Regions from separate parts of the Homo sapiens genome. Here region 1 is linked to region 2. A link is a loop called in an ENCODE intact Hi-C map of the cell type or tissue named here. Cell type or tissue: MCF 10A. All regions are shown on one strand. Each heading gives the region's core, and the rest is flanking DNA. Links, peaks and the distances in the headings are about the cores only.

The links. Hi-C counts contacts between places; a loop is a spot of excess contacts. Peaks named below come from ENCODE experiments on the same cell type or tissue, not always from the same donor. Only the 100,000 strongest peaks of a DNase experiment are listed, where the experiment ranks them.
Region 1: it touches region 2 in a loop (2.5-fold over the local background); 1 of 110 quality-filtered maps calls a loop at or near these places.

What each region holds. Positions count from the first base shown.
Region 1 is chr6:80,141,281-80,146,670 of GRCh38, forward strand. The region is part of intron 3 of BCKDHB (branched chain keto acid dehydrogenase E1 subunit beta); the gene reads left to right. Among named protein-coding and RNA genes, the nearest start is that of BCKDHB, 37 kb to the left of the region's middle. In MCF 10A, for the core only: no CTCF peak of the experiment used is centred there; a DNase peak (open chromatin) is centred at 2,501.
Region 2 is chr6:80,538,646-80,544,035 of GRCh38, forward strand. The region is part of intron 1 of LOC112267962 (a long non-coding RNA gene); the gene reads left to right. All of the region lies in intron 1 of LOC105377869 (a long non-coding RNA gene), which reads right to left. Among named protein-coding and RNA genes, the nearest start is that of BCKDHB, 430 kb to the left of the region's middle. In MCF 10A, for the core only: no CTCF peak of the experiment used is centred there; a DNase peak (open chromatin) is centred at 2,736.

The DNA of each region.
Region 1 (5,390 bases), core at 299-5,298, 400 kb before region 2:
TTCAAAAATAAGGAATTCTAATGAAACAAAGGTCATGGGTTTTGATTAGTCATGAAATAAGAGGCTAGCGATCAGAAACCTATATTAAAAAGTTTGAAAAAAATCTATTTTTGTGATTCTCTTGTGAACGAGATTTTCTGAGTGCATTAGGTTGTTCTGGGGTTGGAGCTACTTCTGTAACCATTGTTTTCAATTTAATTGATTACACAATAAATGTTAGAGCTACCAACAGGTGTTCTCTTTGACATTTTAAGTATCAGTCAGAATGTAATGACCTTAAGCCAGTTTTTCTCAATCTTATTTGACAATGGCATGCTTTTAAAAATGTTCAAATGTGAGCACCAATAGGGGCTTGGAAGATAGGCTTGGATTAAAGTGAACAAGGAAAAATGGGATTATAGATAATTATTGTCAGAAAGTATAAAATTGATTCATGTATCTTTTAAGCATCACAAGAATTAGAAAATGAGACCATGTGTATTTTATTAAGAACAATATGTATTAGAAAAGTAAAAGATCTTTGTTTTATATTTTCATTATCAAATATGACATCCACATCCTCAAGCCACACATCCACGTAATATGAAAGATGTTGCTAAATTAGTTTCCCAAACCTGATTCTTAGTCTTCTGAAAATTCTCTTCTAGACTGGTGCCTTTAACAGGGGGAGGAACCCAGACATTTTTTTCCCTTCAGTATTTAGAATTTCTTGAATGAGTACACCCTAGATATTTTAATTGTTTTATTTTTGACAGCTCAGTTTCTAATTTTTGCACATCAAGACCAGTGAATTTTCATTTCTTATGTATTTGGAGTTGCTTGTTTTTTGATTCAGATATAATTTTTGGATTACAAGCCTGTTCTTTTGCTTTAAACTTCCCATTTCAACCATAGATCTTGAGGAAATCTATGTACGTAGTTGAAATTTATTTTATTGAGTAATAAGTGTTAGATTATAAAATCAAATAAAATACAAATATATATTGAAATTTTAAGAGAGTTTAACATATAATGTTATCCACTAAAAAGATGAATTATGTTAATCCTAATATGAGTTATAAATACTGTCTATCTATTATTGCTCAGGTTGAATGTCAGGTAATGTGTGACTTGCTGCCATTCCTAGGTATAGCTGACCCATACGTAAAGGTAGAGTAGAACATAGAACTATTAAGTACTATAGCTATATATTTAGCACTTTTCTTTCAGATCTAATAATACCTTTTAGAAGGCCATAGGAGTCCCTTTGGGACACAGGAATGGGAATAAAAACATATAAAAATAATACAAAGTTGGGGATTTTTACACATTTGAAAAATACAGTAGTGCTTACTCTGACTCTCTCTATTCATGCTTTTGATTACCATGCTGCAATATTGGCTGTGTTGGGGGAGGAGGAGTATTGAAAAACATTTTGCTTTTGTGTTTCTTTGACCTAACTTTAAGACTATTAAGTTTATTTATCTTTTGTCAGAGTCATTTTTCTTTTCTAAAGAAAAACCACATGCAGTGAAGGAATTAAAAATGGGCCTGCTGCCACTGCTATTTTGGAGATTCTTAGATTAGCTTAGATCAGTCCAGTTATGAAAAAATTTTTTTCTCTTTCAAACAGTGCCGCATATTCCTTGATTTCAATTTCTCAGAAGTCTGGGAGATTATCAGTGTAACATTTCTACCAAATTTCTCAAAATTAAAAAGAAATCCAGTGAAGAGTATCAATAAATACAGACAATTTAGATTCCTAAAATTATCAGGGCTGAAAAAGGATCAGTATAACAATTTTATGGAGCAGTTCAGATTGGTCAATATCTGGGGATGCTTGGATTCTCCCATCCTGTTTTGTTCATCTTAAAACAGATCACAAAGTCCGTTAAATTTCAACTGCTCCTCTTTCTAGGAGTTGCATGTGTGATAGCCATAGCAGCTGTATGGCAACTTCACGTTGACACTGTGCTCAGACATTGAGTTGATATTGTCACTTACCTGAAGTCACTTAACTGTCTCAGGAAGTTTGAATCTAAATGTGTAGGTTATTACACAGCAATACATTCTGTGCCTCTAATTCTGTCTTGGAAATCCACTGTTATCACCTTTAATGCAGTTATAAAGTCACATAATCATAAAGTTCACTAGGAAAAGTTATTTTCCAGTCAGACTAGGAGGAGCCAATAAAAACAGCTCTACGTGGAGGACAGTATTAATGTCATTTGCCAGATATTTGTTGAGTGAGACTGCCTATGCAAAAGTCATAGAGAATTAGAGCACAGTGCTTTGTTTTCTGTTCCCATTTAACATAGATGAGATTTCTCAGTTGCTTTGATTGGCAGAGTTGATGAAGGATCAGTTAGGTAAAGGTTGGCAAATGTCATGTGCTAAGAAATCACTTGTGAAGCTTGTTGGACAAAAAGTTTTCAGTTTCCTGGTGAGCAGCTACACCCAAAGGCGGCTTTAGCAGTGAAATGCTTGACCTTCTCTTGTGGCATCCTGCCATCCTTCCCCTCTAGATCCTCTGGCCACCAGCCAGAAGTGGTGGCATCTAGCCAATCATAAATTAGTCAGAGGATTCTTATTCTGTAATACTGGCTCTTGGAAACTCTAGTATCTTTAGTAATAAGGAATTTCTTCTCCGTTTCTGGGCATGCTGTTCATTTAACCCATCTTTTCTGTTTTCTGGTCTTTGCCAGCTTGGAGTCTAGCAGAAACAAAGAAACTTGTTTCTAAGCCAAAAGGAAACACACAAACCTAGTAGTATATCCTTAATCAATATCCTATAGACAATGAATTTGAGCATTTCTTTCTTTAAAAAAGTGGATGTTCCTCAAAACTCAAAAGGAAACTCAAAATCACTTCAGGAACATCTTAATTCTGTATTCAACGGCAGAAATACAGCATATTAAATGGCATAAGCCCACTGGATTTATTCAGATCTAAATTAAGCATTGATAGGATGGACCTGAAAAGGAAAACTTATCGTGTTCTTAACAAATTCATAAGTCCAGTAAGGCAACTTAGGTATTTGCATGAAGAAGGCACTTTTTCTTTTGTCAAATAAAGATTCTGCAAAGTTTCTGTCCAAGAACTTTTTAGCTTTTATAGTATACAATATGTCAGAGAAAGTTACAACTCTGATTACAATGCATAACTGTTTATATGAAAAGAGAAAGTTTGATATCTTGACATACATTTAATGCACTAGTTGTGTTCTCTGTAATGACTGAATTCATCCTGCAGTTTGATGAAGGTGAATCGGGAGGGGAACCTGGATCTTGGGAACTTCCAACCTACCCAGCCTCTTCTGATATCTCTTAGACACTTGTAAGCAGAATTTGAGCCAAATAGTCTCAATGAAGCATTCCCTTCATTCATTTCTGGCCAGATTAACTTAATTCACGCTCATTTCTAGCTCACCCTCTTTCTTTCTTAAAGCATGAAGTAGAAGGTAGTTCATGGCTCAGCTTAAACTCCCATTACATTGAAAGATTTCAGTAAAGTAAAATTTCAGTAAAATTTGTTCCCAATTTTACCAGTCTGAGTGATCCTAAGCTGCACAGTATTCATTTTACTAAGGGAGCAACAGCCAAGTTACTGCACAGTCTTCCACTGTTTAAATTGTCTTGTAGCAGTATAGTGCCACTGCTGTTGTTTTTTCCATCCCACGTTTCATTTTCCCTAGAATATCTCCATGTTCCAGGGAAGTACAGGATCAGAGAATAGGCAGCGTTCTTTCTGAGAGTTGTACGTAGTTACATAACGTATCAGGATTTTCTTGTTCAGTTTTATCTTTGTAGATCCCCTTCTGCTATTGTTTGTGTCTGTTTTGGTTTCTAATTTCTGCCAAACTGCTAAGGGATTTGATCCAACTGTTAGCATTTGATGTGTTTTTTCCCTTCCAGATCACATGGACTCTATCTTTCTGTTGTGAATCTCTCTTGTGGAGGCTTTAGCAGTTAGTTGGGCAGGGTCTTGCCTTGCCTGTCCTCTTCTTTATTGTGCACAGCCATGAGTGGACTGTTGTCCATCCTCTGGAGCATACACACAAAAGCCTGTGTTGATGGTGCAGTAACAACATATGGATCAGTGGTCCTTGCCTTTGCTAACATTGTGGTATCAGGAGTGCTTGAGGGGACTTTCCCCCAAACCACCTCATCCATACATCAAATCTAAGTAAAAACAATGGGCTTGCTATGAACATGTAAGTTTAACACAAGCCCACTGGCTTTTGTTTCCAACTAGAATGGTTCTTTAAGCTGCTCTTATAGATATTTTGGAGCTTCTGCTGCCTGGCAACTCAACTCTGTCAGTTTCATTTAGTTGGGTCAGTTTTATAGTTTCTGCAGAACTGGAAGCTGGCCATTTAAAATAGCCTTGGTTCCACTGACACATGTGATGTGATTGCTGGACCAACTGTTCACAAGTTGTGAAGAGATTACAAGACAGTAGTGGGCTGAAATATGCTCAGTAGAGAAAGGCTGGTGTTGACTGATACCATTACCACATTGACCAGTGGGTACAGGAAGTAGGTAGTTACTGTTGAAGTATAATAAACACCACCAGGCTTTGTCTAGGCTAAGGCACTTCTTTAGTATGCCCTGGGATCTCTTGGGTTATTTTCCTGGTTACAGAGACCAATTTATTAGCTCTAAGAGCTTGTTGGAGATGCCATCCTAGGAAGGTAGATGCCTTCCAGTTGTGTGTATGTGTGTATATATGTGGAATAAATATTTGAAATGGGTTTCAGACAGCTACAACACTGTTTGCTTCACAGCACTGCTTCCCTACCTTGCCCATATGCTGCAATACTGACATGCCAGTCTCACCCCAGAGATTAGGAGTTACTGGTATGGAATGTGGCCAGGGTGTTGGAGGTTTAAAAGGTCCCCAAGTGATTCAAATGTGCGGCCAAGTTTGAGAACTACTGCTCTGGAAGGTACTAAAATTTTAAAGATGTGGTCCCTGCCTTTAAGGAAATCATAGTATACATAGGCCAAAGCAAAATTACATGGAAGTAAAATAACAGTGTAAGAATGAAATAACAATATAAAATGATAAAAATAACGCCTGGTAACTTCGTTTCTTTTATTTAGGCTAGAATTTAAATGACAGAATTAAATTGTGCATTGAGAGTTTTGATAGAAAATGGCAACTGAGACTTCTGGAAAAAGAAGCAATTGAACATAGGCATCTACTTTTGTTCCTCCCAAAACCCCACTAAAATATCAAGGGATCTTCTTTTGTCAAGGCCTAAATCCGCAGGGATGGGGAGAATGGGACTGGAGACAACCTGAAGAAAATGTTGGAAGCTGGAAGGTAAAGGACTTAGGAGGCTTGGAAAAACAGAATCTGGAGTGAGCAGTGGGGCAGCCAAGAACCAGCCTGGTTTACATTAAAGA
Region 2 (5,390 bases), core at 134-5,133:
ACTTATTTATTAAATTTTATATTGAATTTACTGGTCTCAGTGGTTATATCAGAGGTACATTTTGATAACTGTTTCATTATTTTTCATGGTTCTTAGCATATTTTTGCTCCTTGAAATAATTTTGATAATGTCTTAGATAATCTTATATTTAACCTAGATTTTTCCATTTTTCCACTGTAGTAATCTTATTTCCATCACAGTAATTACATATTTCCTTTATAGTAATTTTCTTTTTTATTATTTGATTTCCATAAGTGCATATCAGAATACTTTTCCCCATATTTTTAGCTGGGTAAATGTTGTATTTGATTATATCTTTATAGCCTTTAGAAAACTACATTTTCACCATAGTTTTTTAGCTTTTTGTATTTTAGAGGGGAAATTTGAGGCAAGTATCATTTTTGTGCTTGTGTGTATTACGTATATACATTTTGTATCTAGACTTTTATACTTGCTTTTTTTTAAATAAAAATAGGTATGATATATCATTATTTCTCTTCTTGATGGCCCTTTTTTAAAATTCAGGAAACTTTTCTTTTGTAATATCTTTGATTATTGTTTTTGTCCAATTTATTTACTTTTTCTCTGAGTAACAATTATTTGAATGTTGGTTCCATAGTCTCTGTCTGCCATATCAATTCTCTTTCCTCCATCATTTTCCTCTTTTTTCCTCATATTCTACATATTAAGAGTGCTTCTTAAATGTGTTATTATATTATTATTATATCATTATTTTCAATTTCCAACATATATTTTACTATTTGCCACTATCAATGTGCCTGACAGTTTTCTACTATTTTTAAAGTTTTGTGAACCCTACTGTTTTAAAGTTTTTTGAAACTCTCATATTATGTTTATTTTAAATCTCATTCTAAAGTTTTTACAGCTTAACTTTTGCACTTTTTATAGCTTTCTGCTCCTGTGTCAGAGACTACCTTTTTTGTATCTTTTGGGTGATGTCAGAAAAACAATAGTATCACAACAAGAACAAAAACAACAACAGTAGCAACAACAATAAAACTAACACAAAAAACCCCCACAACAACAAAAAACCCAGCAAAGAAAGAAAAACAATTTGGTTAATTTTTCAGATATTTTTCTGTGCATTATAGTAAGTAGTTGTCAGAGGTGAACTTTTCTTTCCTGTCTTCAGACTCTGTATTAATAAGGGTTCTCTAGAGTGTCAGAACTAATAGGGTAGATGTATATATGAAGGGGAGTTTATTAAGGAGAATTGACCTACACAGTCAGGAAGTGAAGTCCCATAATAGGCTGTCTGCAAGTTGAGGAGCAAGGAAGCCAGTCCAAATCCTTAAAACCTCAAAAGCAGGGAAGCCAATGGTGCAGCCTTCAGTATATGGCCAAAGGCCAGAGAGCCCCGGAAAACCACTGGTGTAAGTTCAAGAGTCCAAAAGCTGAAGAATTTGGAGGCTGATGTTCAAGGGCAGGAGGCGTCCAGCACGGGAGAAAGATGAAGTCTGGAAGACTTAGCAAGTCAGCTTCTACCACCTTCTTCTGCCTGTTTTATTCTAGCCACTCTGGCAGCTGATTAGATGGTGCCCACCCAGATTGAGGGTGGGCATGCCTCTCCCAGTCCACTGACACAAATGTTAATCTCCTTTGGACATACCCTCGCTGACACACCCAGGAACAATACTTCGCATCCTTCAATCCAATCAAGTTGACACTCAATATTAAGCATCACAGACTCAAAGGTCTATTTCTTTCTTATCTCATGCATTGCTTTATAAGACTATAAGGCTGTTGGACCTGGTACACATCTTAATCTCTAGACTGTAGAAAGCCTTCACCTAACTAGGGTAATTATCTTCTGTAGATTCTATCTTCTCTTATCCTCACAACCTGAATCTTTTTGGAAAAGCTCTATTTTGTAAGATACATACTGCCATCAAGGATCTTTTTCCCTTTGCCTTGGTTTTGCTTGGAGTGGTGTGATGGTCATTATGATCACACATAGTTGAGCTCCCAGCAATCAGTCTACATTTGCTCAAACACCATCCCCAGAAAAGAAGAGCGTAATAACACATCATTGTTTTCTGGGGATGGTGTCTGAGCAAATGTAGATTGATTGATGGGACCTCAACTATGTCTGATATAAGAAACAGCACAGTGGTGGTAGAGGATTGGATGCCCAGATATCATGTCCATGTAGCTGGCCAGAGAAAGGAAGAATGGCAGAAGGCCATGAAAGAAACACTCCCAGTTGAGTCAGTTCCGAGGGACCTACTTAAAGTCTGACAAACATTTTCACTATATGTCATGAACAGAAATTAGCCCTCTCCCTACACCCAAGTGTAAGAGTGTCTGGGTATGTAGCCTTTTGTTTTGGGTGGCAATATACCCAGGGAAAAATAAGGGTACTGAGAAGGATGGGAGAGAACAGGTCTTTCTGTAGGCAACTGGCTATCTTTGTCATAACCTAGGTCTTAGTGAGTTGGGGCTGACAGCAGAAGGGATTAAAAAGTACTTTATGTTATTAACCATAAACTACAGGAAGGACCAGCATGATCTCAGTCATCATTTTATCTCAGGCTTACTTATTATATTCCTTATATTATGTTCAAATTTCTTCCTCCTCCTCCAGCAATGTTAGGGTGACTGCTATGTTGAAAAGAGACCACAAACTGTTAAAGTCTCAAATTGCATGCCTCACCTTTCCACACCCTCCCTTTTGCAGGCCAAGTTGTTCATTCTCTTCTTTTGGGGCAATACCTAGCAGATTACTCATATGAGGATTAGTCAGCCCTTGTTCCCTGATGCCACATCCTCCCCCAACCAACTACCATGTATCAAAGAGTCCTGGGACTCCCACTTTTGTCTTTTCTGTTACTAGCACACTTAATTTCCCACTCACCATCTTCCTTCTTGCCTCCCACTCTGTTCCTACTAATAGTGTTAATACTATCAACAGCAATGACTAGCATTTTTATTGTTCTTCTTACAAAGTTCCTTCTCATATTTTTATTTTTATCTCATGTGCACCTCACAGCCATCCTGCTATATTTTTTCAATTTTCACTAAGGCATGTATTTTAGAAGGTTGGCAATTAAACAAATCCGTGTGAGTAACGGGTAGAAATGTAAGTCCAACCCAGGTCTCCTAACCTCACATCTCATGCTCTTTCTATCACACTATGCTGCAAGTCACACCTCTTGTATATTGTCTCCCAACAGCAGCAGTACAAATGATAAAAAGTCCTGGATTAGTGGGTACATGAGAAGGAAGGTTACAAAGTGCACTAAATGGAAATGGAGGCCATGAGGCCCAAATAGTTGGAGATGATCCTTGCTACAAAGTAGGAATGAGCAGTGACTATTCGTGCTTAAGGACACATGGACTTCAAAATACTCTTTCCTCTTACCAAAATGTTCCTGGAACTGGACAATATTAATAGGACAAACACTGGAGAAGTTCACAAATAATGAACAGCTGCAATAGCAAATCTCTCTTCCACCAGAGTGTTTTATCAGAGCTCGTGTGCTCCTGGCTTAATGCTTAATGCTTCACCAAGGGAAGCAATTCACGGGTGGAAGCAACCATGCAGATCAGAGAAGATTAGTTTTCTTTCTTTCCAGTGGTTTGGGACCTCATAGAATAGCCTCAGATAAAAGAGGAAGCTGCAGGCAGAAAGCCATGAACTCCTGAGCCTGACTGTAGAAGACAGGCGAATAGGTGGTAGAAATACAGTGATAATTTTTCCCAAGGGAGTTAGACAGCTTTTTAGTGAATGAAAGAAGCACAGCACAAATTAGTTCAGATCAAGTTTTCAGCTTCTAAGCTTGGGTTCCTCAGGCTATTTCTTGACTTTCTTTGAAACCACTGAAATCTGTAATAATACCCTAAGCTTCTGTTTTATTTTAGCCACCACATAGGCTATACTCAGATGTAAACATATTTGTCTAATTTAGCCTCAGTCCAGTACATTCAACATTTTATCAGGAAGTTACAATTTTACTGCTGTGTCCAGGGAGTGGTATGGAGGGTAGAGCAAGTGTATTAGTCAATTCACACACTGTAGTAAAGAACTACCTGAGGCTGAGTAATTTATAAAGAAAAGAGGTTTAATTGGCTCACGTTTCCACAGGCTATACAGGAAGCATGGCTGGGAGGCCTCAGGAAACTTACAATCATGGTGGAAGGCAAAGGAGAGGCTGGCACGTGCTACATGGCTGAAACAGGTGGAAGAGAAAGAATAAAGGGGAAGGTGCCACACACTTTTGAACAACCAGATCTCTTGAGAACTCTATTATGAGAACAGCAAGGGGCAAGTCCTCCCCCACGATTCAATCACCTCCCACTAGGTCCCTGACCCGATACTAGGGATTACAATTCGACATGAGATTTGGGTGGGGACACAGAGTCAAACCATATCAGCAAGGAAGAGGGCTGGGCCCTTATGGATATATATATAGACTTGTGAGAGCTTTATATTTGGTCAGTGTGCCATTTACTCTTCTATACAATGTGGCATTTAATCATCAGTGTGATTTGCACAGACTAAAGATAGTAGGGCTGGATAATATTTTAAGACAATAATGTACTTGTTTCTGTTATGTATTCAGTTATTTATTCATTCAGCCATTCAGCAGATATTTACTGAGTGCATCTATAGTGTGCCAAGCACTGTTTTACCTGCTAAGGATACAACAGTGAAGAAGACTAGCAAAACAATTCTTGTCTTCATGAAAACAGAGCATGCACTATACTCAATTCCTGATGAATAGCCAAGAGGAAAGCATAAAACATCTTTGTTTTCCATTAACCTCAACTATGCTCACAAATGCGAAGCCTGCTGTACCATTGACCCAAATAAGTGTGTTGTTTGGCCTCCACAGTTAAAAAATTTTTAATATTAATGCTTTTTGAGGTTCTTTCCCTTCCCAGTGTACAGCACTCTCTATCAGTCTTTATTCTATTACAACTGTCTTGCTTCTCCTATTTATTCTGTTCCTATGTCTCCTGTAAGTGTCAGACTCTTAGGATTTGGGCCTAAATCCTAAAAATTGGAGAACTATGAAATAAGTAAAAGTGAGAAAAACATTTTTAAGTCCCAGAGAATTACATGTACAAGCCGGGGAGTTTGGGCGACCCCAGTCACAAACTGAAATGGGATTCCCCTCCAGCCTGTAGGGGGAGAGGAGCAAATAGTCTGTGAGCGCTCGAGCAGTGGCAACTCTGCTTCCTGGGATGGAGAACCCAGAAGAATCTAGCAGGGAGTTGCTCTGCAGTGCGTTTAGTCAGACTGAGCCATAGATGCTTCATAAGAAAGTCTCATAGTAACAGTGTGAGGAAGCAGCTGATAGGGACAGAGCCCACGGACATACCGAGGATGACTCATATGGGTTGAGGATTGACACTTGATGAACACA